Regions from separate parts of the Homo sapiens genome. Here region 2 is linked to region 1. The links are chromatin loops, found by intact Hi-C in ENCODE. Cell type or tissue: psoas muscle. All regions are shown on one strand. Links, peaks and the distances in the headings refer to the core of each region. The heading gives the core; the rest is flanking DNA. Region 1 overlaps APBA1 (amyloid beta precursor protein binding family A member 1). Region 2 overlaps APBA1 (amyloid beta precursor protein binding family A member 1).

The links. Peaks named below come from ENCODE experiments on the same cell type or tissue, not always from the same donor. Only the 100,000 strongest peaks of a DNase experiment are listed, where the experiment ranks them.
Region 2: a loop joins it to region 1, with 4 times the contacts of the local background. A loop is called at or near these places in 4 of 110 quality-filtered maps.

The regions. Positions count from the first base shown.
Region 1 is chr9:69,598,144-69,614,820 of GRCh38, forward strand. All of the region lies in intron 1 of APBA1 (amyloid beta precursor protein binding family A member 1), which reads right to left. Among named protein-coding and RNA genes, the nearest start is that of APBA1, 66 kb to the right of the region's middle. In psoas muscle, for the core only: no CTCF peak of the experiment used is centred there; no DNase peak of the experiment used is centred there; H3K27ac peaks cover 618 bases.
Region 2 is chr9:69,652,337-69,669,013 of GRCh38, forward strand. The region is part of intron 1 of APBA1 (amyloid beta precursor protein binding family A member 1); the gene reads right to left. Among named protein-coding and RNA genes, the nearest start is that of APBA1, 12 kb to the right of the region's middle. In psoas muscle, for the core only: no CTCF peak of the experiment used is centred there; no DNase peak of the experiment used is centred there.

The sequences.
Region 1 (16,677 bases), core at 4,614-9,613:
TGAAATTGGAAATCACCATTCTCAGTAAGCTATCACAAGAACAAAAACCAAACACTGCAAATTCTCACTCATAGGTGGGAATTGAACAATGAGATCACATGGACACAGGAAGGGGAATATCACACTCTGGGGACTGTGGTGGGGTGGGGGCACGGGGGAGGGATAGCATTGGGAGATATACCTAATGCTAGGTGACGAGTTAGTGGGTGCAGCGCACCAGCATGGCACATGTATACATATGTAACTAACCTGCACAATGTGCACATGTACCCTAAAACTTAAAGTATAATTAAAAAGTAAAAAAATTAAAAAAAAAAAAGAGAAATCTACTTGACACAGCACACCTCACTCCAGGTGGGCAGGTAATGACAGGTGTGGTCCTTCTGGGTCCCCAGTAGACTCTTTAAGGTGGGGGTGGTGGTGATAGGAAGCAGAGGGAAGGTGGCTCTCCTCTAGGTCCCTGCATCTTGAACAGAACCTGTATCTACTGAATGAATAAATAGACAAGGTTGGGGGCTCAAGATCCAGCTCTGCCTAAGGGCCTACAAGAGGACAAGGTTCTTGTAGGAATAGGAAGCAAGATCCACCTGTGGGGAGATGGAAAAGGTATCCAGACTAGCCTTGGGCCTGGAATACACCAGGAAATGGGTTTCAAGTTATAGTCCGCCATGAAGGAAGATTCTTGAAAGTCCAAGGATCAAGCTTTCTAACTTGATTTTGTTTTCAAGTGCTTTTTTTAGTTTATATTTCATTCATTGTTAGGGTATTTTTACTGCATTTTATAACTGTCTCAAAGTATCTTCAAAAATTAGTCTAAGCCAGTCACAAAAGGACAAATATTGTATGATTCCACCTATATGAGGAAGCTAGAGTAGTCAAATTCATAGAGCAAAAAGTAGAATTGGTGGTAGCCAGGGGCTGGGAAGAGAGGGAAAGGGGAAGTTGTTTAACGAGTTTGGAGTCTCAAGGTTACAAGATGAAGAGCTCTAAGGTCAGATAGTGCAGATGGCTGCACGACAATGTGAGCTGTGCACTTAATAATGGCTAAAATGGTAAATTTTATATTACATATATTTACCGCAATTTTAAAAACTAGTCTAAATTTTAATTGCATATATTAGAGAACTGCATTTCATTCCAACTGTCAATATTTGAAAAAGTGTTTTAGTCATTGCCTTTAACAACTTTGCAAATACTAGAAGTGGTTTTAAGCATTTCTTATTACTCATTCACAATAGTCAGTGTTCCCTCTGGGTCCTCAATGGGACTGAGGAGTTCCCACAATGTTCTAGGTGCTGTTCCTAACTGACTCACCAAACCAATTTCAAATTGTTCGGTAAAACACTCTCACATACTCCCTCCAATGCCAAACCACTCACCAGCACATTTAAACAAGCTTGCCAAAGTTTGATAATTCAAAAATTAGTAATTCATCAACCTAGTATCTACTGAAGTAGGGATTATAGAACTTTCACCAAAATTCTCTGAAACAGTGGTTCTCAAAGTGTGGCCCCTGGACCAGTAGCACCAGCAGTACCCAGGAATGTGTTGAAAGTGTGAATTCTCAGACACTATGCAGACCTCCTGAATCACAGCCAGAGGTCTGTGTTTTCCCAAGTCTTCTAGAGGATTCCGATGCAGACTAAAGTGTGAGAACCACTACTCTAAGGAGTCTATGGCTGCCAAATGTTAAGAACCAGCACATTCGCTCGAAGGGAGAGGACGATCAGGAGGCCAAAGTAAGTTTCTTTCTGGGGCTTCATGCGTTTTTACAAGACTGATTCAAAACAAGTCAAAGGTTCACTTTGCCCGGTAGCGTTTCTGCAAATATCTGATCTGAATACAGCCCTCATCTCACACCCAGAAACATGACCAAAGCTGCCCACACTAACTTGCTGTTTTGTCTAAGGGGAGCAGCTGCTATACTCCCTTCTTTCTAATCTGTTGCCTCCCTGGTAATGACCAGGAAGAGAGGCTATTTCAAAACTGTGCCTCCCATAAAAATTGGGACTCCTGTTAACTCCCCTCTCTCTGCCTTCAAGGAAATGCAAAGAAGGCAGGGAGAGCATAGGCTGTGGCCAAAAACAATTTCCGCTGACTATGGTGATGGCGATTCTGCAGAAACAGCACCATGGTTTAGGACCAGATGACCTTACTTCAAGTCCAGCTTCTGTCTCTTAGTAGCTGTGTGACCCCGAACCTTTGCTTCCTCATCTGTAAAATGGGAGTGGTATGGTTTTTGTGAGAGTTTGAAAAGATGTAAGCAGAAGCTCTTTATGAGAAAGCAGCCCCATGGTGACAGCCCAAGTCTAGCTCAACCACTTATCAGCTATGTGTAACTTTAGGCGAGTCTCTTCGTTTTTAAAATAGGGATGTTGGCTGGGTGTGGTGGCTCACATCTGTAACCTCAGCTTTGGGAGGGAGGTGGGTGGATCACCTGAGGTCAGGAGTTTGAGATCAGCCTGGCCAACATGGTGAAACCCTGTCTCTACTAAAAATAGAAAAATTAGCTGAGTGTGGAGGTACACACCTGTAATCCCAGCTACTCGGGGGGCTGAGGCAGGAGAATCGTTTGGACCTGGGAGGTGGAGGTTGCAGTGAGCCAAGATGTGTCACTGCACTCCCGCCTGGGCAACAGAGAAGACTTCGTCTCAAAAAATAATAATAAATAAATAAATAAATAAATAAATAAAATAAAATAAAAAATAAATAAAATATAAAAATAAAATAGGGATGTTAACTCATCCTCCACCTGGGAGGCTTAAATGAGATAATATAAATAAACAGCATAACATACTTGCTAACACACAATAAAAAATTCACAAATGTTTAATGGTAGTAGTAATAAAGCTTATAGCTATATAACTATCAGGTATCCCTAGTATAATTTTAGAATACAAAAAGAAAAGTTGATAATACAAGAGTATGTGCAGCAGATTCACATATTTTAATAACAAACAAGATGCAGGCTATTGAGATCATTTGTTTATTGTGAACAAGATAGAATAATTACTTTCCAGGAAAAGTTTCAAACACAAGAAGTTAATCTATTCCAAAGCCGAAAGAGCCTTAAACTCCCTTTTTGATCAGGAGGTCAGTTTTTTATTTCTCTCAACATAGTTGAGATACAATAAAGATAATATTAATTAGTATTCATGTAATAGTAAACACTCTTTTCAAACTAATTTCATATCTATCATTTGAGAGAAAATACAAGAAAATTGCCTGAAATATAGGAAGATATATTTTTAGAAGTCTACATGAACTTGTGCTAAAGAGGATGTAAAACCATTCCCACCACCATAACCTGCCTTTGCTGACTTGAAGGACCATAAAACTACTTGTTGGCAACTATTAAGTGGGTAAATTACATGAATTCTGACAAATCCTTGCAGATTAGTTGTCATAGTGTAGCTAAATGTTTCAAGAGATGGCATTAATCTGTTTTGACAAAGTTTGCTCTCTGCAGAGTAACAGATTCATAGGGACTTTAAACTGATTTAACAAGAGCATAGAATGAAAGAGTTGGAAAGATTGGAACCGAGACTGCCTGTGACAGAGGTATCTCCTCCATATTTAAAAAAATGTTCAAAAAGCATCACATTGCAGTCTCCTTTGGCAGTGCTTGAATCAAACAATCTCAATAGACAGGAACTTACTTTTATTTCTGACTCAGAAACAAAACTACTTTCCCGAAGAGAGTCTACTACATTTTCCCCTGTATTCCAACCCCTTCTAATACCAAACAATGCTCAGGCTCCATGGGCAACCTCAACTTCCTAAACTCAAAGATTTTTAACCAGATAACTACCAAGCCACACAATGAGTGACACACAGACCATGCTTTGAGAGAAACATTTACTCAGATGATTTGGTATAGAAAAACAACCATTCATACATTCAAAAGATATATTTTTTAAGCACCAACTATGACAATGGATAAGGCATATAATTTATTAATCCCTTCTTTTTTCATGTATTCTCTTTTTGCAATTTAAAAAAGTGAGATATAATTAACATTCCATCAGATTAAACCTTTTAAAATGTATAATTCAGTGGTTTTTAGTATGATCACATGGTTTTGCAACCATCACCACTAACTCAATCCAGCACATCTTCATCACCTCCAAAAGAAAACACATACCTGGCGGGGCGCGGTTGCTCAAGCCTGTAATCCCAGCACTTTGGGAGGACGAGGCGGGCGGATCATGAGGTCAGGAGATCAAGACCATCCTGCCTAACATGGTGAAACCCCGTCTCTACTAAAAATACAAACAATTAGCTGGGCATGGTGGCAGCCGCCTATAGTCCCAGCTACTTGGGAGGCTGAGGCAGGAGAATGGCATGAACCTGGGAGGTGGAGCGTGCAGTTTGCCAAGATCGCGCCACTGCATTCCAGCCTGGGTGACGGAGAGAGACTCTGTCTCATTAAAAAAAAAGAAGAAGAAGAAGAAAAAAGAAATCACAGACCTATTAGCAGTCACTCTCATTCTTCTATCTTCCACCCCAGCAAAAACTAATCTACTTTCTGTCTCTATAGCATTCTTCATTCTTGTTATTTTTGAGCACCTACTTGGCACCAGGCACCACTTTAGGCCCTGGGGGAGAGATTGGGAAACAAAATAGGCTATGAGTCTCCCCAGTGGAGTTTTTATTCTAGTGACTGCCTACATTTCACAAAATGAAAAACATTACATATTTAGAAATATAGAAATACATGCAAGAAAAAGAATATGCTTAATCTGGCAAACAAAAAAATACATACACACACATGACCATGAAAATATGCAAAACAGAGTCAATCATCTTTCTTATCAAAAGACTTTTGGCAGCAAATCAACATGTGGAATTTTCCCCTTTCTTTCCTTCTCCTGGTCCTCTGGGAGGGTAGTAAGGATGAAACTAAATAGCTAAAGAGAAAAAGACAAGTGATGCATGGCTGGAACCAGGGGCAAACGGGACAGTTAGCTCCAGAAGAATCAAAAGGTGTCTTCTCATCTTGCATTCACATGCCTTATGCCACAAACCACCATCTGAGCCCAATCACTGGCTGAAGACCTCAGATTTAAAACCAAAATAATAAATTTCTGACAAAGGCAAAACCGTCATCCAAAATGGCAGGTTACAACCAAAACTTCTGAGCCCCAGTCAATGATACCTTTATTTTAGGCAGAACAGGATAATGCAATTTCGCTTTGAATTTTTGGAAGAAAGAATGTGTGTAAATCTTAGAAGCTCACTGTAACAGGCTTTGCAGGCTTTGACCTCTTGGATGTGAAATATCCTGATCAGCTCACACTTCAAAATTTTTGCTGAAGCTCAGACAATCACTGCTCCAAAGTGACCAATCCCTGCTTTTTCTGTTATAAACTTGCTATAATCCCTAAGAGAGATAGTACAAAAAGTACATGGATATTGCCATATCTTTATACATAAATACTTCCCAATTTTATAAATTCAAACATAGGTCTACAGCTAAAAGTAAATGAAGAAAGAGAATTAGTGATTAAAGTGAATCTGTGAAACAGCTTCTTTGTTTGGCTCTAGTAGGCCATAAGGCCAAAGTGTTTTGGGTAACTAGAATAACCTTATAATTTATCATCCAAATGAAATACTCTTGAGAGTGAAAGCAGGCATCATTAACAATTATGCTGAGAGAGCAGACATAAACCTGGACAGTGCCAGACAAATGGGAATAGACGGACGGTCACCCTATGAACGAACATCATGCCCTCTCTAACAGAGAACGGCCTCTTCAGTCTGCCCCAGATTCTAGAGTCTAGAGGAGAGATCAGATACTGCAATATTACACAGTAGAAAATGCTAACTATTACAAAAAGAGAATCACTTATGATTGTTGTTTAATATTCCCCGGGTAAGCTCAAGTAAGCTTGAATTCTAAAAGCTTTTTAAAAACAAATCTGGAAACGCTGTACAAAGCAGTGTATAGTGAGGACAAGTCTCAAATCAGTAAGTGTGAGTATAATAGGTCAAAAGAAGTTGTTAGACAGCGTTTGTGGGGGGGTGTGCACATGAGTGTGGGCACGCATGCACACACTTGAGGGTAAGTGGAGAGGCACATGAGTGTGGGCACGCATATGAGGGTAAGTGGAGAGGCACACGGGTGTGGGCACGCATGCACACACATGAGGGTAAGTGGAGAGGCACATGAGTGTGGGCACACATGCACACACATGAGGGTAAGTGGAGAGGCACATGAGTGTGGGCACACATGCACACACTTGAGGGTAAGTGGAGAGGCACATGAGTGTGGGCACACATATATGAGAGTAAGTGGAGAGGCAAATGAGTGCGGGCACACATGCACACACATGAGGGTAAGTGGAGAGGCACATGAGTGTGGGCACATGCACACATGAGGGTAACAGGAGAGGCACACGAGTGTGGGCACACATGCACACACATGAGGATAAGTGGAGAGGCACACGGGTGTGGGCACACACATGAGGGTAAGTGGAGAGGCACATGAGTGCGGGCACACATGCACACATGAGGGTAAGAGGAGAGGCATATGAGCATGGGCACACATGCACGCACATGAGGGTAAGTGGAGAGGCACACGAGTGTGGGCACACATGCACACACATGAGGGTAAGCGGAGAAGCACATGGGTGTGGGCACACACATGAGGGTAAGTGGAGAGGCACATGAGTGTGGGCACACATGCACACATGAGGGTAAGAGGAGAGGCATATGAGCATGGGCACACATGTACGCACATGAGGGTAAGAGGAGAGGCACACGGGTATGGGCACACATGCACACACGTGAGGGTAAGTGGAGAGGCATGACAAGGAAGGAAGAGGTTGGAATAATTTCATTCTTTTACAAGAATTAATGAGAAATTCTTAAACATGCCAATTCGGTTATGACTCACACAAAAACAATAGCTCACGACTACAAAACATAAAACAGAATGATTTGGGGGGTAAAAACAAGAGTTATAACCTTTCTCCTGCCCTTTAAAAATATTTTCAATAAATCAAAGCCATAACTAGTTTTTGCCAAACAGCTCATATTTATATAGAATTTTACCCCTGTAGAGAATTTTTCTCTGGAACAATGTTTCTGCACTTGAACGATGGTACTAACCTCCTTTACAGTAAAAAAAAAAATTATCTCAGGCCTCCCCAGAGCAAACTAAAAAGAAATTATGCATAAGATTATAAATACCTTGTTTCAAGCTCTTATACAGCTATAAAATCAATATAAATTTATAACTGATAATACCAACAAACCTACAAAGCCAATAATCTGCCATGCAACATATTGTTGAAATTAGCTTTTCACACCATAGCCTGGTTCTTCCAAGAGTGGCCTCCCTAGTCTATGGCATATCGTGTGATGACTCAATGCTCCAGCCACTCTCTTCTATTCAAACTCTACGTGCAGCTTTTATTGTCACAAATGTTAGCTTACGTTGTCATTTGGTCTTGGCTGTAAGGCATCATTTATAATTAGATTCACCTGTGCCCTTTGAGCTGCTGACTATTAAGGGAAAGCCATTTGATGCCAGGCACTAACAGCCACATGTCACTGTAGACACTGAAACCTCACAGCAGCATTTGTGGTCACCCAGAGAGTCCAGAACACGCTTACATTAAATTTATTTTTAAATCATCAAACTGAATTTCACTAGTTACAAGTTCCATGAGGTCACAGATGTGGGTTTGTTTTATTGACTGTGGTATTCCCAGCACTTAGCAGAGTACCTGTAAATAGTAAGCAATCAACATGTATTTATCCAATGAATTAATGATTGAATTAATGCATGGAAAATTCTCAAAGAAAACTCATGTAAACATAAGAAACACATCCCTGGTCCCCAGTCTCCTAGAACCTGAAGGAAGAATATAGGCAGAGTCCTGCCAACAGGCTTAACAAGTGAATATACACACAAAAAGAATCCACTCTCATACTCACTAGATTTTATACCCAAATCACTCTGAAAAGAGCACTAGTATGCAAGCAAATACTGTTCTTCCTCAAGAATATCAGTGCAGCCAAAGAGGGCTCCTTGCCCTCTGTCCATTAGCAGAGAATTGCTTTTGATAACGAAACCCAACTATGGCAAATGGCGGTGCAATGGAGCAACAGAGAAGGTAGAGGGGCAAGAAGGGAACTAGAATATGTGACATTAGCACCTACTGCAGGCCAGCAGGCGTGGTGATAGGAACTTGATATCTGCTGCCTAGTTTGAACTTCACAAGAACTTTACGAGGTAGGCTTTATTGTATCGCCTACTTTTTTACAGAGAAAGAAACTGATGCTCAGAGAAGTTAAACAAGGTTGACACAGTGAGTGAGGGAGCTAGCTTTTTTTTTTTTTTTTTTTTTTTTTTTTTTGAAATGGAGTCTCGCTCTGTCGCCCAGGCTGGAGTGCAGTGGCACGATCTCGGCTCACTGCAAGCTCTGCCTCCCAGGTTCACACCATTCTCCTGCCTCAGCCTCCCGAGTAGCTGGGACTACAGGCGCCCACCACCACGCCCGGCTAATTTTTTTGTATTTTTAGTAGAGACAGGGTTTCACCGTGTTAGCCAGGATGGTCTCAACCTCCTGACCTCGTGATGCGCACGCCTCGGCCTCCCAAAGTGCTGGGATTACAGGCTTGAGCCACCGTGCCTGGCCGGGAGCTGGCTTTTTAACCTTGCCCTCTCCAGTTAAAGTCTGTATACTATTCTCAGGCCATGCTGCTTCCTAAAAGAAGTGACACATGGCAATAAGAGGGCAAGAAAGCAGGTAATAAAAAGGCAGATGAAGACATTTCCTGTCCTGCAGGTAACTGGATACATTAAAAAATACAATCATATTGTCCCATTTATTTCTAAGAGATACAGCAGAAGTTCTTTTAAAGAAACCCCCATAATTCTGGCCAGAATTGTATTTGCTTCACAAATGAGAAGTTCAGCCTTTAGTTTGTCTGTTATTATCTCTTTGGGTTGAAAGAAGAGAAGCAGCAGTGTATTCGTTTGTTCTCACACTGCCAATAAAGACATACCCAAGACTGGGTAATATATAAAGGAAAGAGGTTTAATTGACTCTCAGCTCACATGGCTGAGAAGGCCTCACGGTCATGGCAGAAGATGAAGGAAGAGCAAAGGGATGTCTTACATGGTGGCAGGCAAGAGAGCTTGTGCAGGGAAACTCCCTTTTATCAAACCGTCAGATCTTGTGAGACTTATTCACTATCATGAGAACAGCATGGGAAGGACCCGCCCCCATGATTCAATTACCTCCCACCAGGTCCCTCCCATGACACATGGGAATTATGCGAACTACAATTCAATACGAGATTTGGGCGGGGACACAGACAAACCATATCAAGCAGCATCTACCATTACTGCTAGGACTGGCAGATTAGCACATTTACAGTTTTTTTAATTCAAGCTTCCTCTAACTTTCAAAGCTAAGCTTTACCCTATGCACTTTGAATAACACGCTGTAGTACTCATTCATAAATAAAACCACATATTTTCTTACATTTTTCCCAAATACTTTGTATTAACTTTTGACTTACTAAAGTAAAATATTAATGGGCAAAAACCAGTCCGTTTGGGCCAATAAATGGCTGATGGGAGGTAAGACTAACTAGTGTTTAGATCCAGCTGTGGCTCCAGAGTCAGATTACTTGGGCTGGAATCTCAGGGTTGTCTTACTGGCTGTTTGATAGGTTTCTTAGGTTGGTTAAGCCTTAGTTTCCTTATCTATAAAATGGGAGATATTACCAGTACCTCTCTCAGAGGGTCTTTGTGAAATCATGCATGTAAAGCACTTAGCTCAGTGCCTGTCACATAATAACAGCAAAATAAATGCCAGTTATTATTATTAGATTATGCCTAGAAAATATTAGCGCTAACAAGGTGGCACAGGATGGAAACAAGCCACATCTACTATTTTTACACTACTCTGATCACAATAGATTATCACGTTTACTTAATTGGAAGTGCATGATACTGTAAAATATCCTACAGCTAATTCTTTTTATATGCAGTGGTATTCCCCCAAGAACACTTAGTCCCATATTTGGCAAAGAAATCACAGAATCTTCTTAATTACAATGATGAACACTGTTGACTGCAAACTCAGTCATAACATATAGAAGTGTTTACTAAGGTGGAAATGGCCACAGTGATAAACTAATGCACCCGTACCAGATTAGGTACATCTTAATCCATCTGGTTTACTATTTATTTGATTGAAAGGAATTTTTGAGTCTATACCATCATCAAATTACTCAAAAGGAAAGGGGGAGTAGGTGAAGCAGCAGACCTATAACGAATATTCACTGTTGTTACCCAGATATGAAAAGGCCTAAAAGGAAAATTCAAAGACAAGAATGATGGTAGACTGAGGAGGGAAGAGGGACCACTGCTTGGATAAGCCTTATTGAAGGCACTTGCTCCCAAAAAAACAGTATTTATGACATGCTACTTCAACATAAAAGAGGGCACAAAGGAACATCTGTAAATACTGTTGCCTTTAAGAGGCCCCCCTTTGAGTCCCCTTCTCCCTCGAAGTGGTGATAAAGTCTTAGAGGGTAATTATATGCAATTATCTAAAGCAAACTGAATTAAAGGGCACCCATACTGAGAAGTTGGTTTTGGTCACATTCCTATCAAGTACACTTTCCCAACTTTGAGCCCTAATTTTCTGATGTTTCCATCAACCTCTGTCCCTCCTCTGTAGTAGGTGTGGCTTTTTTCCACCCTGTGCCGTCTTGTTAGCTTTAATATTTTCTAGACATAATCTAATAACCATCACTGGTATTTAATTATCTCATATTATGTGTAAGTAGGTGATATCTAACATGGTACATAATCTGCTTTTAACCTAAAACATCAGTTTAACCAATAACTGTGTGCTGTATATGTGACAGACTGGGCTAGGCACTATAATGACTACAAAACCAAATTAGATGTCAATTCTACTTATTCATTAACACGATTTTTAAATGCTCACACTGATTCCTTCTGGGCATTGTACTTGGGAATGGGGTGGGGAGAAGATGCTAAATAAAAGAATCATAAGATTGTGAAACTTTTCAGGATCAAAATGGAGTCACTTATGTTTAAGAACCTGACAAATAGAGCCAGGGGAGGACATGAAGGGAGGGTTTTCATGTGCAAATGCCTAATAAAAAGAGCTATCATAAAAGACCCTGAAAAAACACAACTTTGCACAAAGGCCATACACAAAATCCTTCTGCAAGGACATCTGCCCAGCAACTTCCCATCAGCCTTGGACTGGTGCTACCTTTGTTACTGATCCTTGTAGCCAAGAATAGTTATCTCAAAACAATTATGTAATTCTCTTACATTTCCTTTAAAAACCTTTATTTTCCTTTACCTCCATGAATATGCACATGGTTTACTATGGCACATGTATTCCCATTGCAATGCCTAATACCAAATAAACATTTTCTTTTAGAGTCCACCTCTCTGCTATTTAGATTGATGAAAATGATATCAGAAATGGGATCAAAGTGAGCTCACTTCAGACAAATGTGCAGCCCCTAGAATTGAGTGCAGTACCACCAGCTAAGCCCTTTGCAATGTCCATTTCTGTGAGTCACCTTTTCTGCCCTGCTGAGTCTCCTTTCAGATTCTTGGTCTCCTTCCCTTTGGTGAGTTTGTTGTTGTTGTTGTTGTTGTTTGAGACAGGGTCTCCCTCTGTCACCCAGGCTGGCGTGCAGCGGCACAGTCATAACTCACTGCAACCTCAAATTCCCGGGCTCAAGTGATTCTCCCGCCCTGGTCTCCTAAAGTGCTGAGATTACAGGTATGAGCCACCACATTGGACCTTTGGTGAGTCCTTATTGACTTAACTTGGGATCCGATCTGATTATAAGGCCACCTTAAATAAAGAACCTTGGGGCCAGGTGCAGTGGCTGATGCATGTAATTCCAGCACTTTGGGAGGCCAAAGCAAGAGGATCACTTGAGGCCAGGAGTTCAAGATCAGCATGAGAAACATAGTGAGACTCTGTCTCCACAAAAAAATTTTTTTAATTAGCTAAGTGTGGTGGTCCATGCCTATAGTCCTAGCTGCTTTTGAGGCTGAGGCTGGAGGATTACTTGAGCCTAGGAGTTTGAGTCTACAGTGGGCTAGGATCCTGTTACTGCAGTCCAGCCTGGGTGACAGAGTAACACTCTGTCTCTAAAAATAAATAAATAAAGTACATTGTATCCTTCTTGGGACTATAAAAGTATTTTTGTTGTTGTTGTTGGGGAGTAAGCCCTTTCTGGTATACGAACAATGTCCTTCTGGTTTGAGTATTCTAGGTTCCACAGAATTTACATTTTGTCAGGTTCTGTATGCCTAGTTTAATATTTTGCTTGATCTTCACACCTGAGTTAAAATTTTTATGGGCACTCTGATTTTGGTTTTGTTTTGGTTTTGTTACATGTCTGTCAATGATCTGACTCATTTTTCCTTTGCTTTTTTCTGAACATCTCTTGAGAGCAAAAAATAAACATTACAAATGGTGGGTGCTACATGGCCAATGAAAAACTACTAAGGCAGTCACCATCATCTAAAACACTGGTCCAAACTCCCTAATAGAAATTATCAGATTTTCTTTGCTCTCAAGAGATTAATAAGAAACAGAATGAGATTCTCAAACATTAAGGCATGCCAGGTTCTCCAGGACTCCTGCCAGCTACAAGGCTTTTCCTCAGGCACATTTTAAAATCAATGGTCATAATGTGGATCATTCAAACTCCCCAAGCTTGTTTTTTCTTAGAACTGAATTAAAAAATGCAATCAACTATACAGTTAAAGGTAGAGCCTTCTAAGTTCTTTTTTTTTTTCTTTCTACTTTGAATCTGCTGACTTTTCTGCTGGTGTTGAGGTAAACTCACTGCTTATGGGATGCCAGTTGAAGTTTTTTGTTGTTGTTGTTTTAAGTCTGGAAGGGCTTTCAAATTAATGGCTTTACAAATCACAACAGCTTCATGGCAACCAACAATGTAGACACCTTTTGGAAGTGTAAATTCAGGTTTGTCTAACAACTGCTTAGACTTTCATATCAAACAGGTCAAAATCTTGAGCTCAGAGCAGTAATATAAGGTATCTCTGTCCGGGATAAAAATTGCTCTGTCTGACATGCAGGGACCAGAAAAGGAAAAAAAAAAAAAAAAAAACAAAAAAAAAACCCAAACCGGCTAAAATGCTTCCCTGCTCACACTGACTAGTCAGGCAAACCAGATCAACAAACAAAATATAGTGTTGTTACTAAAATATTCAAACCCACTGGGAGACTGTTTTTCTGATGCAATTCAGCCAGTCCTAGCTAAAACACAAATATTTGAATATCTAACCTTAAACTCATTTGAAACTGAAAAAAGGGGGTGGTGGGAAGTTAAAAGATTTTTTAAAAACCAAACTGGTTTATTCAAAATTTTGGTCCGCACTCTTCATTAGATTACCCATTGGAACAAATAAAATTTAGCCATGGGAACACGTTCCATTTTGTCAGAAATATAATTTGGATCCAACTGTCTTATCAACTAATCAGTTTCTATTGCTATGTTTTACTTCCTCATGACTAAAATTCTAAAAGGAAAGCTATAAGGTATTTATTTGTGTGTGGGTATGTGCATTGTGTGTTCACACATGTTGTGTCTACATGGTAAAACCTGGCATAGTTGGCCATAAATCACTTAAGTAATTCTATTCAGATTGGCTTAATGAGTGCTATATTAACTATATAGTAATGAACTCAAATGCTGTTTAGTTCACATTAGTTAAGTAAATAATTAACAAATAAGCTAGTTTTAAATTTGTTGATAAAATAAAAATTAAAATGTCTTCAGAATTGTTGGCATCCACTTTTGTCTGGTTTTGCTAATCAGATGGGATTATATTTGTGTCTCTATATATTTTAAGGTCATACAACTATAAATCCAACCTAAAAACAGAACAATTTTTGTGTAATTCTTTGATAAGTAAGACTAATATTGTTAGTTTAATGAAAACATCTTTATCATCTGATTTACCCACAAAATACCCATATATTTAAGGTTCTTATATAGGTGAACTCCAGATATTCACAGACTATAAAAATGGTTAACAGGGATATAACTTAAAATGATGACTAGTTTTGTATAATATCTCAGTTTTTATAAGTAATCTAGGTATAATTTTTAAAAATAAATTAGGGAAATGTAAGTGGGATAAACATTTAAAAATGAACTTTTCCTGTGATCTGAAATCTTAAAGTTATGTTAAACTAAGTGATAGATACTCATTAAATGTCTGGGTAAATTCCTAATAAAATACTAAAACATAAATTGCTGAACATAAATTCAGGATTGTTCTTGGATTCTCAAATTTTATACAAAGACTAAATATATTGGGTGTATTAAACATAAAAATTATGTTATAGGAAATGTTGCTAAAAATTATGAAATTGCTCTCATCTTTAAAATATTGATGAGGTGACAGTTCAAAACGTTTTGCTTCCTAGGTTTTCACTAGAAATTCAGGTTACTAAGAGTTTAAAATTCTAATTAACATAAAATTATGTATACAAAATGTACCAAAAAGATGTGTTTTGGTGAGAAAAATTGTAAGAAAAACTATGTTCTTTATTGAGAAAAAAAGAATAATTTTGTCTAAATTCAGAGGTCATTAAAGGTTACTTCAAAATATGGATTTAGGAAGGAAGAAGAAAGAGGATAGAAATGAACCAGTAAGCAGGAGATACGTGAAGAAAGTTATAAGTATTAAGATGTATTTGTGGTAAAGCAGGTTAAAAAGAAAAGTGAATAATTTTGTATAAGAAAATGTTGTGTGGTAGATTTTTGTCCTAACGTAAAATGACTGGTTATTTAAGAAAGAAAATGTATAGGATAAAACTAAAAGTCTAGCCTGTTGTCGAACATCTGTGTAAGTCATGAAAGGTTTGTGAAGGATGAATTTATGAAAAAAATTTGTGTGTGTGATCAAGTTGGTTATAATTAGAAGGAAATTATTTATGTCTTTCTAAATATTGAGCTTTGATATTAAAAATACACTGCTACATAACTAAAACTTTGATCTCCCTGTTAGAACAACAAAGTTTTCCTGAAGTACTGATCTGCTCTTAGTAAAATTGTAAGAGGTTTTGATTTTTAATTCTGAAATCTGTTTAACAGCCATCTTCTAAGCTGCAACTTATTCCTGTTTAATAGTTTCTATTCCTGCCACATTTTTTTTCCTAAGCCATTTAATTTCCCTGGTTTAAGGCCGGAAATGCTATCTTCTTCATTTAAATTTCTCCAGGTACAGCTTTCCTCTTGAAGCTTTTCAGGTTCTTGTCTCGGAAGTTCCACTTTTGCTGTATCTTGCTGCACGAGATTTATAGGTTATACATCATTGCCTTAAGCTTTTTCCCCTTGAGAGGATATATCTTTTGCTTGGCTGAGGTGATAACTCTTTCAACTTTTTAACCAGCTCCTGTAATTTTTTTATCTAGCTCTAACTCTGTTGACATGGCCTGACACTGGGATGTTCCTCCTTGAAGGCCTAGAAAGGCAGTTACCCTCCAACATAATGTGATTTCTACATGGGTCTGAATTGCTCCATGTAACCAGGAAACTTCCCATGATTTTACTAATAACCACATATTCCCCTGCTCAAGATATAGTTTTCTTGTTTACATTTCTCTATAATACGGTATACATTCATAATCTTTGGACACACACTCTTCCTGTGTCTGATTAAATTCAAGTATTTTTCATCAGGTTTGACTTCCAGGTTATTTAAACTGTCTTCCCGTAAGGAGAAGCAATCACATTGCAAAATATTTTTTTTTACCTTTTTGTTAACTGACCTAAGACGTAAAGATTTTGAGTTTTATCAAAATAATTTCCTTTGTAGTCTTTATTAGGTTTTTGATTCTTAAAGTGAGCTTTGAAAGGGTTAAGGTTTTTGTTTGTTTGCTTTTTACATCCATGTAACTTTCTGTATAGCTTTTGAAGTTTTTGATTATCACTGTAGTTAAACGAATAACTATTATTTCATGGTGACCTGTGACCCTGCTTTTATCAGGTATTCTAAACCTTTTGGCATCTTTGATGGGCTTCCCCAGCATCAAAATTCTAAATTAAGTCTTTTTTGACCTAGAATTAACTTTGAGACTTTCTAGTCAGGCCCGTGGAGAGTATCAACGGATGCTTCTCTCATCTTGTGGAGATATTAAATGATTAAGCTCTATGGTAAATTGTATGAGAAACATTGTCAAATGATAAGTGATGCTAGACCTTCCTTAAATTACATTTATGGGTATGTTATATATACAAATGTTAAAAAGTATGTAAATTCATAGAAGTCTAATATGGTATCAGTCATAATTTTGGTTATTATGTTAAAATCTTATATGCTACAGAAATAACCAAATTCCTTGTCAATTGCAAATTATAATAAACTTCCATCAGATTTTTAACTATAGATATTCTAAGTCTCTGTCATCCACCATTATGATACTTTTCTAAAAGCATTTGCAATCAGATTCATGGAAAAGACTAACAAATATTCTTAAATATAGGTTTAAATAACTTTAAGGTCGATGGACTAAATGAAAATGTTTCAGAGCTCTAATGAAGAAACTGATGAATTCATGAAACTACTAATCAAGATGAAGCAGAACAAAATTAATTACATGAAATTAAGTAACT
Region 2 (16,677 bases), core at 10,747-15,746, 60 kb after region 1:
GAAATCTAAGGGCTAGTCAGAGTGAGCAGGGCAAAATAGGGGTACAGGGAGGGGGATATGTTGGGAGCAAAAGGCATGTCTACTGCCAACCAAATAAGTGTGTGTGTGTTTCCTCTGGTCACAATGTGGCTGCACAGAAGCAGCCTGTCTAAGCTGGAGGAAGTGAAGTTTAAAATGAGACAACTGTCACTTAGCCACAAAGACAGTAAAAAAGAAATAAAAGAAGAAAGGATCTGCAAAACAACCAGAAAATAAGTAACCAAAGGGCAGTAGTAAATCCTTATCTGTCAATAATAACCTTGAATATAAATTAATTAAATTTTCCAATTAAAAGACATAGAGTGGCTGAATGGATTTCAAAAACAAGACCCTGGCTGGGCGCAGTGGCTCATGCCTGTGATCCCAGCATTTTGGGAGGCCAAGGCGGGTGGATCATAAGGTCAGGAGATGGAGACCATTCTGGCTAACACAGTGAAATGAAACCCTGTCTCTACTAAAAATACAAAAAATTAGCTGGGTGTGGTGGTATGCGCGCCTGTAGTCCTAGCTACTTGGGAGGCTGAGGGAGGAGAATTGCTAGAACCCGGGAGATGAAGGTTGCAGTGAGCTGAGATTGCACCGCTACACTCCAGCCTGGGTGACAGAGTGAGACTCCAACTCAGGAAAACAAAAACAAGCAAAAAAAAAACAAAAAAACAAGACTCTGTGTTGGCTACAAGAAACTCACTTCACCTATAAAGACATGCATAGACTGAAAGTGAAGGAATGGAAAAATATATTCCATGCAAATGGAAACTAAAAAAGAGCAGGAGTAGTTATACCTATGTTAGAGAAAGTAGATTATTTTAAAGTTAAGAATGGCTTAAAGACAAAAAAAAGGCCATTATATAATGATAAAGTGGCCAGTACAGCAAGAGGATATAACAATTCTAAATATATATGCACTCAACACCAGGGCACCCAAATATATAAAGCAAATATTCATAGACCTAAAGGGAGAGGTTGACTACAATACAATAATAGCAGAAGAGTTCAACACCCCCACTTTCAGCAGTGAACAGATCATCCAGACAGTAAATCAACAGAGAAACATCAGAGTTAAGCTGCACTCTAGGCCAAATGGACCTAACAAACATTTACAGAACGTTCCATCCAACAGCTACAGAATACACATTTTCCTCAACACCACATGAAGTATTTTCCAGGATAGACCACATGTTAAGTCACAAAACAAATCTTAAATTTAAAAAATCAGTCATATCAATAATCTTTTCTGATCACAATGGAACAAAACTAGAAATCAATAACAGAAGGAACTTTGGAAAGTATGCAAAATCATGGAAATTAAACAACATGCTACTGAATAATAAATGAGTCAATGAAGAAACGTAAATAGAAACTTAAAAATTCCTTGAGACAAATGAAAATGGAAATAGAACATACCAAAACCTACGGGATACAGCAAAAGCAGTTCTAAGAGGGAAGTTTAGACCAGGTGTGGTGGCTCACACCTGTAATCCCAGCACTTTGGGAGGCCGAGGCAGGTGGATCACTTGAGGTGAGGAGTTTGAGACCAGCCTGACGAACATGGAGAAACCCTGTCTCTAGTAAAAGCCAGGCATCTCCCGTGTAGCCGGGCGCATGCCTGCATGCCTGTAATCCTGGCTACATGGGAAGCTGAGGCAGGAGAAATGCTGGAATCTGGGAGGCAGTTGCGGTGAGCCGAGATCACACCATTGCACTCCAGCCTCGGCAACGAGAGCGAAACTCCATCTCAAAAAAAAAAAAAAAAAAAAAGAGGGAAGTTTATAGTAATAAATGTCTATATCAAAAAAGTAGAAAGATCTCAAATAAGCAAGCCACCTCAAGGAACTAGAAAAATAGGAACTAAACCCAAAATTAGTACAAGAAAAGAAATAACAAATATCTGAGCAGAAATAAACAAATCCTTAGCTAGACTTACTAAGAAAAAGAGAGAGAAGATCAGGTGCGGTGGCTCATTCCTGTAATCCCGACACTTTGGGAGGCTGAGGTGGGAGGATCGCTTGAGACCAGGAGTTCAAAGTTTCAGGGAGCTAGGATCACTCCAGGAATACTCCAGTTAGGAGCACTCCAGCCTTGGTGACAGAGCAAGACCCTGTCTCAAAAGAAAGCAAAGAAAGAAAAGAAAAGAATAGAAAACCTGAATAGACCAATAATAAGTAATGAGATTGAAGCAGTAATAAAATGTCCCCCATCAAGGAAAAGCCCAGGAACTGATGGCTCCACCACTAAATTCTACATAACATTTAAAGAAGAACTAATACCGATTCTTCAAAAACTATTCCAAAACATTGAAGAGAAGGGAATACTTCCAAAATCATTCTACAAGGCCAGTATTACCTTAATACTAAAACCACACAAGGATACAACGACCAAAAAGAAAACTACAGGCCAATATTCCTAATGAATATAGATGCAATAATCTTCAACCGAACACTAGTAAACCAAATCCAAAAACACATTAAAAAGTTCATTCATCATGATCAAGTGGGATTCATCCCAGGGGTGAAAGGATGGTTCAATATAGGCAAATCAATTAACATGATACGTCACATTAACAGAATCAAGGGTAAAAACCGTATGATCATTTTAATAGATACAGAAGAAGTGTTTGATAAAATGTAACATCCTTGATGATAAAAATGCTCAACAAATTAGGTACAGAAGGAATATATTTCAACACAACATGACAAAGGCCACGTATGACAAACCCACAGCTAACATCATGCTGAATGGGAAAATGTTTAAAGCTTCTCCTCTAAGATCTGGAAAAATATAAGAAAGTCCATTTTCACCACTCTTATTCAACATCATGCTGGAAGTCCTAGCTAGAGCAATTAGTCAAAGAAATAAAGGGCATCCACATTGGGAAGGAAGAAGTCATATTGCCCCTACTGGCAGATATGAATATATATACACATATATACACATATGTATGTGTGTATATATATATGTATATTCTCAAAGATCTCCCCAAAAACTATTAGAATGAGTAAGTAAATTCAGGAAAGTTGTAGTATACAAAATCAACATGGAAAATTAGTAGCATTTCTATATACCAATAACAAACTATTCGAAAAAAAATCAAGAAAGCAAATCCATTTACAATAGCTACAAAATAATAAATTACCTAGGTCTAAATTTTAGCAAGGATGTAAAAGATCTCTACAATGAAAACTATAAAACACTGATGAAAGAAATAGAAGACACAAATGAATGAAAAGATATCTCATGTTCATAAATTGGAAGAATTAATATCATTAAAATGACTGTATCTACAGATCCAACACAATCCCTATAGAAACACCCATGGCATTCTTCACAGAAATAGAAAAACAATCCTAAAATTCATATGGAACCACAAAAGACTCCAAGTAACCAAAGCGATCTTGAGAAAAAGAACTAAGCTAGAACAAAATTACAGTTAGATAGGAGGAATAAGTTCTGTTACATTAGCAGGGTGATTACAGCTAATAGCAAGGTATTATATATTTTAAGATAAGTAGAAAAGAGGATCTTGAAAGTTATCGCCACAAAGAAATCATAAAAGTTTCAGTGACTGACATGCTAACTACTCTGATTTGATGATTATACAATGTGCACATGTATTAAAGCCTCACACTGTATCCCATACATGTACAATTTTTATGTGTCAATTTTAACAACATTAATAAAAATAACACAACTTTAACACTACTACACACTTAGCAGAATACCTCAAGCTAAACAAATGGTAGGAAACCAGGTGCTATCACCAACGTGGAACCAACTACGATTCTCATAAACTGCTGTTGGGAGTATAAATTGGACAAAGTAGTCCCCACTTTGGAAAACCGGCAATATCTCTAAAGCTAAATGTATACCTGTTCTATGACCCCACAATTCCATTCCTGAGTATATACCCTACAGAAATCAGTGTATATGTAAACCAAAATAAACATATAATAATATTCACAGTAAAACAACCCTAATGTCCTTCAACAAAAGAATTGATAAACTCAGTATATTCACACAATGGATTAAACAGCAAAAAAGGAATGAATCATGAATTAATCTCTACAATATTAAACAAGAAGTCAGATGCAAAAGGCTACATACTATATGATTCCACGCAGATGAAGTTAAGAACAGGCAAAACTGCTCTATGGTGACAGAGGTCAGAGTAGTGGTTACCTTTCTGAAAGTGGTTGATATTGACTGACTGAGAAGGCATATGAGGGAGCCTCCCAGGGGCCAGAAAATGTTCTATGTCTTGATTCAAGTGCTAGTTATATAGTTTTTCAGATATGTGAAAATTTAGCAAGCTCTACGCTTGATATTTCTGTTTCTTCACTATTCAAGTTACATCGCAATTTAAAAACATCAAATATTAGATGAGAATTTGAGTTATTTATTATCACATTGGATGTATTATGTGACTAGTAGTCAAACTTTTCACCACTTAAGAATAACCGGGAGATCTTTTTTTTTTTTTTTTTGAGACGGAGTCTCGCTCTGTCGCCCAGGCCGGACTGCGGACTGCAGTGGCGCTGTCTTGGCTCACTGCAAGCTCCGCTTCCCGGGTTCACGCCATTCTCCTGCCTCAGCCTCCCGAGTAGCTGGGACTACAGGCGCCCGCCACCGCGCCCGGCTAATTTTTTGTATTTTTAGTAGAGACGGGGTTTCACCGTGTTAGCCAGGATGGTCTCGATCTCCTGACCTCATGATCCACCCGCCTCGGCCTCCCAAGGTGCTGGGATTACAGGCGTGAGCCACCGCGCCCGGCCTAACCGGGAGATCTAAGAGACCTGCCTAAAATTTTATTCCCATGGGGAAGAGAAGACAAGTCTGTTAAGTGGGTAGAAAGAAGCTGTAAGAGAAGAACAAGAGATGATGGCTATTTGCATCCCATTGAGTCCAGCCCATTCAATAAATGTGTTATATATAGAAGGCAGTGGATTTTGCTTGAGATTCCTTGAACAACAAATAGTGTTTTCTGAGCCTGCCAGTTATTACTTAGGTTTCTGTTTACTATTCAGTTCCAAAGATTAACTCTGATGTGATGACATGGGAACCATGGTTCACACTGACATCAGCAGTTTATTGACCTGTGTCTAGTGTTAATATCCAAAAACATTGTGAAAGACAGAAGTCCCCCTGCTTAGCCCAATGAGATCAACATTAGCCACTGGCTGACATTATCCAACTAATGATTACAACAGACTGTAACTATTCATTCTGACTAACATAGCACTTTGCTAGATAATACTTAGATTGGCTAATTACCAACTATTAAGCCTATTTTTTATGAAGTTATAGGAATATACTTACATATATATGCATATGTGTGTATACATATATATTTAAACATTTTACTACTTTAGCTTTACTTTAGATTCTACTCTAGCTTTTATTTTGGGTGACTCCTGGTTTAACGTGACAAATTTACCACCTTAATACCATCAATTATATATTTTTAATCTTTTCCTCTTCTTTTCCTCTTAAAGAGTATAAAGGTATACATCAGGTATAAATCCACAGAGAATGGAAGAGAGAATATTCACAAACAAAAGATTACAACACATTTTTCTTTGAGATGACTGAACTGTAGAACCCCAGGGATGCAGGCCTACCAAAGGATGGGGTGGAGAAGGCTCTGGAAACAGGAGGTTCACTGATCCAGAACAGCAGGATCCCCAGCCCTCTGCTCCACACCACACACATGTATCACTAGGAGCCAGCAGCTACTTCTCAGGAAAAAGACTGGAATGTGGAGATTCCCAGTGGAACAACCTAATAGCTCCCTTGGTTACCCTGTAGAGAGGCCTGCTGATGGACAATGTTGTCCTACTCAAGTCCTTTCTCTCTTTCTTTCTTTCTTTCTTTCTTTCTTTCTTTCTTTCTTTCTTTCTTTCTTTCTTTCTTTCTCTCTCTCTTTCTCTCTCTCTCTTTCTTTCTTTCTTTCTTTCTTTCTTTCTTTCTTTCTTTCTTTCTTTCTTTCTGTGTTTCTCTGTCTCTCTTTCTCTCTTTCTTTCTCTCTTTCCCTCTCTCTTTCTTTCTTTCTTTCCTTTTTGAGACAGAGACTTGCTTTGTCACCCAGGCTGCCACGATCTTGGCTCACTGCAACCTCCACCTCCTGGGTTCAAGCAATTCTCCTACCTCAGCCTCCTGAGTAGCTGGGATTACAGGCGTGCACCACCATGCCCAGCTAATTTTTTTTTTTTTTCAGTTAAGACAGGGTTTCACCATGTTGGCCAAGTTGGTCTCAAACTCCTGACCTCAGGTGATCCACCTGCCTTGGCCTCCTAAAATGCTAGGATTACAGGCATGAGCCACTGCACCTGTCCTCAAGTCCCTACTTTCAATGTGCTTTCCCACCCAACAGCCAGCACCTATGGCTCTTTTTGGGAGGGCTGCACTTGCTTCACCCTTTCATGTCAAGAGCCAGAAATACCTGAGAATTTATGTCCCCACCCAACAGACCCCCTCTCTTAACTGAAGACTGACAGGTATGGAGTATGAAACACCAACCCCATAGATTCAGGCAGGGACAACTCTGAGGCTGACTTACACTCCAGAGCTCCCCCACCCCACACAGGATCAGGCTGAAGCCCCTCTTTGCAGTATTTTGTTTGAATGAGAGCATACCCTTACTTGACTTCTTCCCCTTCCCTTCCCAGTTTTTCCTAGGAGCATCTCCTTAATAGAGCAGCACATATACACACAAACCCTCTTCTTGGTGTCTGCTTCTGAGGATTCTGACCTAAGACATCTGCAAAGCACACCAACTTATACAGACCTTCTGGCCAGCTTCAGTGTCACAGTCCTACATATGAAAAGACAATCAACGATAAGCAGACTGTGCTAAAAACCTCCAGCAGGGAAGGGAGTGATCAACATAAACAAAAAGATGTAAACACTGTAATTCCCCAAGTGGGAGAAGCAGGAGATGTGATAGGAGAGGGAAAAATTAAACTCAGAAAGAGTAAAAGATTCACTGTACAGATATCATAATAAATGACACCTGAATCATCCACTTTCATATGCACATTCTCTCTACTTCATCAAGGGGAGCCACATTCCACATGAGAAGCTGCAGACGGGTTGATAATTGCCTACCCATCACATCACCATGCAGTCCTCTCTAAGCCTGCCCTCTCCACATCACCCCATCGCCTCTGCATCCATCCACTAAAGGTAATTTTGAAAACAGTCTTTGCACTGCCAGTAAGTACCATGTTGTGTTTCACAGGGAGCAGCTTAGACATAATAGCAAACAAAATCCTGAGCCTCTCATCCTCCACTCTTCCCCAAGCAGGTTTCAAATACCTCACATGACTTAAATGTATAATGATATGCACTTTTAACACTGGCTTAAAATTCTGTCTTTAGGACTAGACATCATCTACCATAGCAGTAACAATTTATGTCAAGTCAAAGTATACTTTATAATTTATTTTACATGTGTCATGGATCTCTCTTCCAGGTTATGGAAAATTAATATATTTTGGCAGGCTAAAATACTTAAGCACTCAACAGAAAGCTGACTTAATTGTTCCTTTCCTTAACAAATTTTAATAAGGAGTAGATACTGTTAGTGATTTTGGTCCCAAGCTTTTAATATATTTATTTCTTCCCACCCCTTAACTACATACCCACGTGCACACACTTACACACAATCCTTATTATAGAGTAACATATTGATCATAGACTATGTGGAATACCACAAACAGCCCTGCCATAATTCCAGCATACAGTTTCTGTCCATTTTGAGAAGAAATGTCAATTTACATATGTTATAATAATTCCACTTCCAAGTCTATACTTATTAAGAAGAAAAACAGGAGGTATGTTCAAGGCTTTGCTCTTAGAGAGATGTGCATGATTCCTCAATACATGGTAGGGAAATACAAAGATAAAGTACATTCTATGAGGTCCTCTTTATTTATAGTCAAATGCATGGAGTTCTGGCCCCCATGTTAAATTTTGGGGAAAGCATATCACCAAGGGCTGCTGGCAGCTGAGGCATGAAACACTTCAGCCGGTTCAGAGTTCCCTATAGTGGCAGGATACCCAAGGGAGCAAAGCTAAACATCTGGCCACTTTAGTTATCATCTAACAAGCGCTTTTCATGCTGAAATGTTGGTTTTGTTTGTCTGTTTGCTTTTCCTCTCTGTCCTCCCTGACATTCTTTTCCTTTTATGGTTAATAACAGAGGGGGGAAATACTTTAAGGCAAGAATCTCAAAGCCTTATATTTAATCACAAAATCTTAACTCAATCATTCCCAAAGCTTTACTAGAGAATAGGTGGAATTTCCTTTAAAGATGAAAAAACAGGAAACATACAAAAGCAACAGATTTTTAATCCTGATTTACTCAATAAATATTTCTTGGGCATATAGAATATACATGTGGGGGGCATACTATACATATGCTATTATCTTTCTCAGTGTTAAGGGAGATGAAAAAATGAGTGTGTGGGTGGGTGCATATTTTGAAAGGACAAGAGAGATGGAAAAGATGAGCATGAGCTGCTGGAATCCAGAGTGGTACAAAGCACTGTGAGAGTTTAGATCAGGGGTCAGTAAACTGAGGTCCGTGGGACAAATCCATCCCACTGCCTGTTTGTGTACTGCCTTGGAGCTGAGAATGTTTTTTATGTTTTTAGATGGTTGCAAAAAGTTAAATGAGAAATCAACATTTTGTGAAGCAAAAATGATATGAAATTTGAATTTTAGCATCCATAAACAAACTTTGGTTGAAATACAGTCACACTAATAGGTTTACATATTGTGTACAGTTGCTTTTGCACTACAAGGGCAGAGTGGAGGAGTTGTGGCAGAGACCATATGGCCCACAAAACCTATTTACTACTAGCCCTAAACAGAGAAAGTTTGTCAACTTCTGGTTTAGAGGAAAGAGACACTAGCTATTAGAACTAGGTAGGGAGTCACTTTCGTTCAATGTCATGATGAAGGAAGTGAGACATCTACCTTACTTTTCTGTACCCTTTCATATTTTATTTGACCCCAGCGGCCCTGTGCAGGAAGAGATGGGAAGGGCAGGTTTCATCATTTCCCCTTTTGTAGCTGGAGAAGCTGAGGCTCAGACCAACCTGGAGACTTGTTCACTGTTGATGGCTAATTATGGCAGCACTGTATTCCAGCTCATTCTGAGTCCTTGCCACCCCACAGGGCCAAGAATGGAGAGATGTCGGTGCAACAGTACTATGGTCTGAATGTGGTTCATCCCCACAAAATTCATGTTGACATTTAATCCCCAATGTGGCAGTATTGGGAGGTGCATGGGTCATGGGGGGTGAATCTCTTATGAACAGATGAATGTCCTCCTGCAGTGATGAATGAGTTCTCACTCTTGCAAGGATGGAATAGTTTCCTAGACAGTGGATTGTTAAAAAGAATCTGGCTTCCTTGGTTTTTCTCTCCTTTCCTCTTTCACCATGTTATCTCTTCGCACACACTCGCTGTCTTTCCACTTTCCACTATGAGTGGAAGCAGCATGAGACCCTTACCAGATGCAGCTGCCTGGTCTTAAACTCTCCAGCCACCAGAATTGTGAGCCAAATAAACTTCTTTTCTTTGTAAGTTACCCAGCCTCAGGTACTCTGTTATAGCAACACTGAATGGACTAAGACAAACAGTAACACACACACACACACACACACACACACACACACAGACATCCCAAGTAGGATGAAGGCATCATAAACAAGAGAGTCAAGATGGGGCAGTGGGGATGGGAAGCTACTGCTGGGCCCAGAGGACAGAATAGACTCCAGGACCAGCAACTGTCTGGGCCCATTCCTGTGCCTAGACCTGAGGCAAATCCCCTTTGTCCTGTTTTGTAGCCACTGAGGAACCTCTGAGAACCTCAAAGTCCAATCTGCAATATAAGTTCTCTCCTGATGTGGTTATGAAGAGTAAATTAGGTCATTATGAGAAGTAAATGAGTTAGCTGTGTACAGTACTTAGCGCAATGCCTGACACTTTGTAACTTGTTTTTAGTCACTGGATGGGGAATCTGCTGAGCTTTTAAAAAAGGAATTTATGTGTACTTTGATAGCTAGCCTGCCATAAAGAACACAATCATACCTGAACATAAGATTAGGTTAAGCTTTCATATGACCTAATACTATGGAAACATTTCATCTGTAGAACAAATTCTAGCTCCTTTAGGAGAGAACTCTTCCAGGTACTAGCTCAGGGAAAAATGATTCTTATATTTTCAAGTTATTTGGAAGGGAAGTGGGCGTAGAAACTATTTTCACATCTGGGAAGAAATAATATTAGGTTAAAATTTAGAATTAAGTAATTTAACTAAACATCCAGAACTCTAGAGGCTAAGAGACAGCAGCTAGGAAGAGGGGCAGGAAGAGTGAAGGACAGGAAAGAATCGTGAGGAACCAGCTCAGCAAGGAGGTTGTGGCCCAGTGACTTGACACGGTCCCCACAACCCAAGAAAGCCACAGATCTAAGAACAAATCTATTCTTCTTACTCCACTTTCCCTTTTCCACACTAATGTAATTTCTTCTTTTGGAAACAAAATGTCTACTCAAAAATAAAGTTTCTCTCTGTGATTACTGCATCATTTGTCCATACCACCAAATATCCAAATATGCTAACAATTCAAAAAACGAAAAAACAACTTTTGACATGAAATTATTTCATACTATAAGAAAATAAACACTCTTCTGATAAATGTAATACAATACAGCAGTGTTTTCTAAACTGCATATTAGGGTTCACCAATGCAGAGATTACTTCAGTGGGTTGGCAAACATACAGAACAGAAGAGAATAGGATAGGAAGCATCAGGGTGGATTACACATAATAAAGGACAAGTATTGTTGAGTGAAACTTGTTTCAGTGATGTATGTGTGTGTGTATATGTGTTTACACACATTCATCTATGTTGCTAGCCTATCATCTAAATTGTGTTCTCACCAGGAATCATGGCCAAAAGTGTGTAAAAGCCACTGCAACAGAATGCAACCCACTTTAGTAAAGTCCAGTATAAAAGTCCAAATTCACTGAATAGCCAATGTAGGGGGTAATTATTCTTGTTAAGTGGAATTTCCTTAAATGACTCTAAGCTCGTCCTCTGCTTTTAAAATATGCTACAATTTACAAGAAAAAGGAATTTATACATACTTTGGCAATTATCCTTCTTTAAAATAAAGTGTGCCTGTTAATAAATGCAGAATTGATCTCGAGATACAAAATTTATCAATAGTCAGAAACATAACGATTACATTATTTGGAATGGTGGCCAATTAATTCCATTAGGAAATAAATCATTGCTGTATTTGCTGTATTTTTCATACAAATTGTATGCTAATTAATCCACATGGAACAGAAGAGGAGGCTGAAAAGGAAACTTAGTGTGTAGGGATTGGTTTTGCCACCATACCTTGACAACCTCCTGTGATCACTTTACATATACAAAAAGATGAGATTCTGTCCTCCAAAATGTGTATTTCAGAAAAGAGAAAGTTGCCTTATGTATAAATGCTTACAAAGTCTCCCATATTGTGGGGTATTCTCTTAATTACCTTCTTCTGAATGCCAAAAACCCTGTTACCTCCAAGATAACAGAAATTGAAAGCCATGTAATTCACTAATGCTGGATGTGACGGCAACTGATTTTAAAGAGAGAAACCATGAAAAAACATATTACCTGGTAAGACTGCAGATTTCATGAAAAGGAGTTGTGTGTTTCAGAGGTTACTTAAGAACTATTTGGAGAAGATAGCCGGAAATAAACTCAATCAACACAAGATAGGGATACTTCTGAAGGCTATGCAATTGAAAGAAGATAAATGACTGAATGAATACAGAGTAAAGGAGGCCATGATTTTAACACCAATTGAAGTAAATATTCCTGGGAAGGAGCTTTACAATTGCTTGTCTTGGATGTCTTTACACAAGACATACAGAAGTGCTGGGTTGCAGAGATCATAAATATACTCCTTTAGGAAGAAAGGATAAAACAAACGTTCTTACATTAAGTGAATGAGCACACAGGGTTTGGAATAAAGTTTGTGGTGGTAGCATCATACAGAAACTCAAGAAGTACTATATCTCAAAAAAGTTAGATAGAAATGAACATGACAAAAGTGGCCTAATCATGACAAAGACTCTAAAGTCAAAAAAGTATGTGAAGTATTTGAATAAATGATTTCATAAAATGTGAGAATGGAAGGATGTCATATTTCTAAATTAATAATTTTATATAATGTGACTTCAATTATATGAAAGTAAACTAATAAATTAAACATAAGTAGATACTTCACTCTTTGCCTATATTCCTAGAATATGCATATTCAAGTTGACATAAAGTCTTTTTATAAACGCTCTTGTTGGAAAACTGAGGGCCACCCTATAACAGAGCGTATCTTACACATGAGCATATATAGTACTCTGCACCTCAGATAACTGAGGGTGGCCAATAGTTGGCTTGTGAGTGAACAGAACTGCAGGCAGTTGTCACAATACATTAAAATCCCTAAATTAAAATAACTGCCATCAAACCAATTATTATCTGTTAAAAATTCTTTATGATACCTCTGTGCTGTGTTAAACAGGGGTCCCATGTCCACTTCTGAGTTCAGCTATAGCTGTATCGACAGTCTCCAAATACACTGACAGTTTCCCACTTCCACCTGGCTCTGCCTCTCTGCTTCTCTGCTCAAGAGCTTTCTTTGGTGTCTCTGGAGCTTGCTCAGGCTAATCTTAGCAGCCCTAAAGTACTGAAGATTTAATATCCCTAGGGAAATGGTGGATAAAGACCCCACTTTCTCCACTGCTTGGTGGACAATCCTAATGTGCAGTCTATATAATGCCAGCAGAGCCAAGCCTCAGCTGCCCACCGTGGTAACCTGCTCATTAACTCACCTCTTAATGGGCTTTCTTCCCTCTCCTGTGTCATTTTCTCCATTCTCTCACTTGTGCTTCTTGAGGTTGTCTCTCAGATAAACTATTCTGAACTCAAGTCCTCATCTCAGGGTCTGCATGCATAAACTGCTTTAGCATCCTATGGCAATTCTGTGTCCTGTTTGAAAAACAGCTACCTATCTGCAGAAATCAAGGTAAACGAGCTTTACCCTCATTCTTTACACCTGAGTTACTTAAATCTTTGGAAATTTCTCATCAATTCCTCTCCGTAAGTATTTGATAAACCCTTACTAATGCAGAGAGTCAGTCTGTGTTATAGAGTATACCCAGATGAACAAAACAAAGTTCTAGCCTCAAGGATCTTATACTTGAGAATGGAACATGAAACAAGGAAGAAGAAAAGAGAGCAATATTTAAAGAAGATTCAGGACACAGAAGAGATGTAAGTTCCAAGGAGCAGAACTACTTCCAGCTGACTAGTATTTCATCACTACCCAGACAGAATCACGCTTTGTTTTCTGATGTGATCTCGGCTCACTGCAACCTCTGCCTCCCAGGTTCAAGCAATTCTCCTGCCTCAGCCTCCCAAATAGCTGGGACTACAAGCATGCGCCACCATGCCCGGCTAATTCTTGTATTTTTAGTAGAGACAGCATTTCGCCATGTTGGCCAGGCTGCTCTCGAACTCCTGACCTCAAGTGATCTGCCTGCCTCAGCCTCCCAAAGTGCTGGGATTACAGGCATGATTGTTTTCTAACTTAAATACATTTGATTGAGGATATTCATCTTTATATAAACCCAGTACTGATTCATAGGTCAGCCCAAATACAGTAGATGGTAATACAGCCTTATGGGCAAACAATTGAAAATGAAAGGCAAAGCATTTTATTGTGAATTCCCTAAGTGACTGCTCCAGGTAAACCAAGGAAACCAATAAGGTTTCCCTGCTGTCCCTTGAGGATGCCAAACATGTTCTTATCCAGCCTTTTCATTTTTGATATCCTCTCTGCCTAGAAGACCCTTCCCCCAAATATCTGCAGGGCTCACTACTTCACATCTTTCAGCTCTTTCTGCTTAAGGTCTTCCCTGACCATACTATATAAACTAATGTCACCCCCCACCCACCCACTATCATCAGTCCATTGCTCTCTCTCTTTTATTCTTCGTCATAGCACTTACCACCTGGCATATTATGTAATTACTTATTTATTTATTTTTAATCTCCTTCCACTAAAAGTTCTGTGATATTAAGGACATGCCTCCCCCCACCCCATATTCCTTGCACCTAGAATAGTTTCTGGCCCAGAGAAAGTGTTCAATGAGTGTATGTTGAAGGAATGAATAAATTTCATCATTAAAACCTCAAAATCACCACTCATTACAGTTGAAGTTCCATAAACTCACCTGGAATCATGACATAATCCCATAACTCAAGGATCTAAAGGGTTCACAATCATTTTGTGAAAAATGTGGGGTTTTTAAAAATAAAGCTTCAATGTATATATCAGGTATGAATAAATAGTTTTAATGCTATCATAAACTTGCACAGGCCATAAAAGGCAACTCATTCGATGTCCATTGTGTAAGAATGAAATCCTGAAATTTAAAATTTTAGATACTGTTGCTAGCTTACTTAAAAAAAGTTTATTCATGTATTCATGTGACAAATGTATATTGAATGCATATGATGGGTATGGTATTGGGCGAGGTGCTATATTTGATTTTTCTTTTGAAAACTGACTTTACATGTACGTCACTGTAAAACCATATTCTACCATTACAGATAGAAAAAGCTCATCCTTTAAAAAAACACTTACATTTTTCCCCATTGTTTTACTATAAACTTCTTAAAATTTAGCTCAGATCTCTGAGAGAGAATATTTACAGGAAATACAAGTGGAGTCTTTTATTTGGATAATTTTAAAGGTAAACATTCTCCTCTTTTTACTGCATTTAAGGGAATGAAGAACCACTGTATTTAGTGAGATTAAATGCTCACTATACAAAAATTACTTAAGTAGTTGTCAAACTCCAATTATATAGCGTTAATTGGTTTCACTACAAATTCCTGCTTTTCAAACACATGAGGTCCTCATGGTTGGGTAATGATCTTTTATTCACTCCTAATTGACTCACTGCTCTGTTTCCACAATGCCCACAAGTCTTTGTCATTCTACTCCTGGCTTCAACCTGCCCACCTCTCTTTGACCTCACTTAAAAGACTGTGGCCAAATTCCTTTCTTTCCACCTCAAAATTCCTATGCTTCTGTCTCAAAAGAATCCTTCCTTTGCTTTCATCTAGTATCCTCCCATCTTCTTGAAGACTTAATTCCCTCAATTGAGCCTCTCCCTTACATTTTCAATCTCTTTTTCCCTCAATGGATTGTTCTCCTCAGCTTATAAAGCAGGCTCAAGTCTTCCTATACTAAAAATACCACTTTCCCTCTACTACACCATTGTTGTGATATATCATACTCTCTCTCCTTCTCTTTTATCTCCCAACTTATTGAAAATGAAGTCTGTTTTCACTGCTTTCCATTTCCCTTCCCCCACGCCTCCCTTCAACCCTTGCCCCTGGCTGCCACTTCCACCTACCACAAAGACAATCAAGGAAATCCAAGAGTCAAATCCAATGGCTTTGCCTTGGTTGCACCGTCACCCATGGGGTGTGCTGTGTGAGTGACAGGGGCTCTCCTCACCCCTTCCAGCTTCCATGACACTGTACCACTTCACTTCCATCATTTTTCTCCAATTGCCCCTTGTTTAACGTGGTTCCTGTCCTCTTCTTTCTCTTTCCCCTCCAACATACAGACATCCCTCAAGGATCCTATCCTTACTTTTGCTTCTTCTTTCTTCATTTTCTTTATCAGTGATTCCTGGGATATGAAAATCGCTCCTAAGCAGATGACCTACAAATCTCCTGGTAGCTCTAACCTCCCTCTGTATTCTAGTCCCTTAACTTGGACAAGCCTGTCATGCTCAAAAAGAAACTTCTCTCCTCTTCCTTATCCTCTGTTATATCTTCTTTCTGAAAATGACCCAACTGCTCTCTCAGCTAAGCCTGACAATGATCTTTTGGCCTCCCTTTTCCCTTCCTCACTTTCCAGTGACTGTTCAAGCTCCTCAGATAATTCCCGCACACCACCTCTTAGGTGTGTTCCCTTCTTGCCTCCCACTGCCTCTTTCCATCTTTCCCCTACTTTGACAATAGAGTCTATCTGGTCTCCCTCCTGCCAGCCTTTTCCCATGTCATTCCATCCAACATAATACTACAAAAGTATTGCCCCAAAGCACAGTTCTGATACTGTCAATCTTTCTCCTCACAAATCTTCTATAGTTCCCCAGTCCTTACTGAACAAAATCCACACTCCTTAGCTTGGCGTACAAGTTGCTCCACCACCTTGAACAAACCTCTCTTTCTTGCTTTATCCCTCATTACATCTCTTGGCATTCCTAGCGCTTCAGCCAAAGCACACCATTTTTTTGTTTCCTGTGTAGGCATACACCTTCCACTGCCAGGCCTGTGCTACACTGTTCCTCCCCCAAGCATGCCCTTCCTTCTCTGCCAACCCAAATGCCACCTTAATCACAGCTCAAATGCTATATCCCATGTAACCTTCCCTAATTCTTCCATCAGAAGTCACTTTGTACCCTGTGAACTCCCACAGCTCTGCAGGAATACTGCTTTTTCAGCACTTAATCATTTTTCACTATTTTTACAGTTAGTAACATATTTCCTC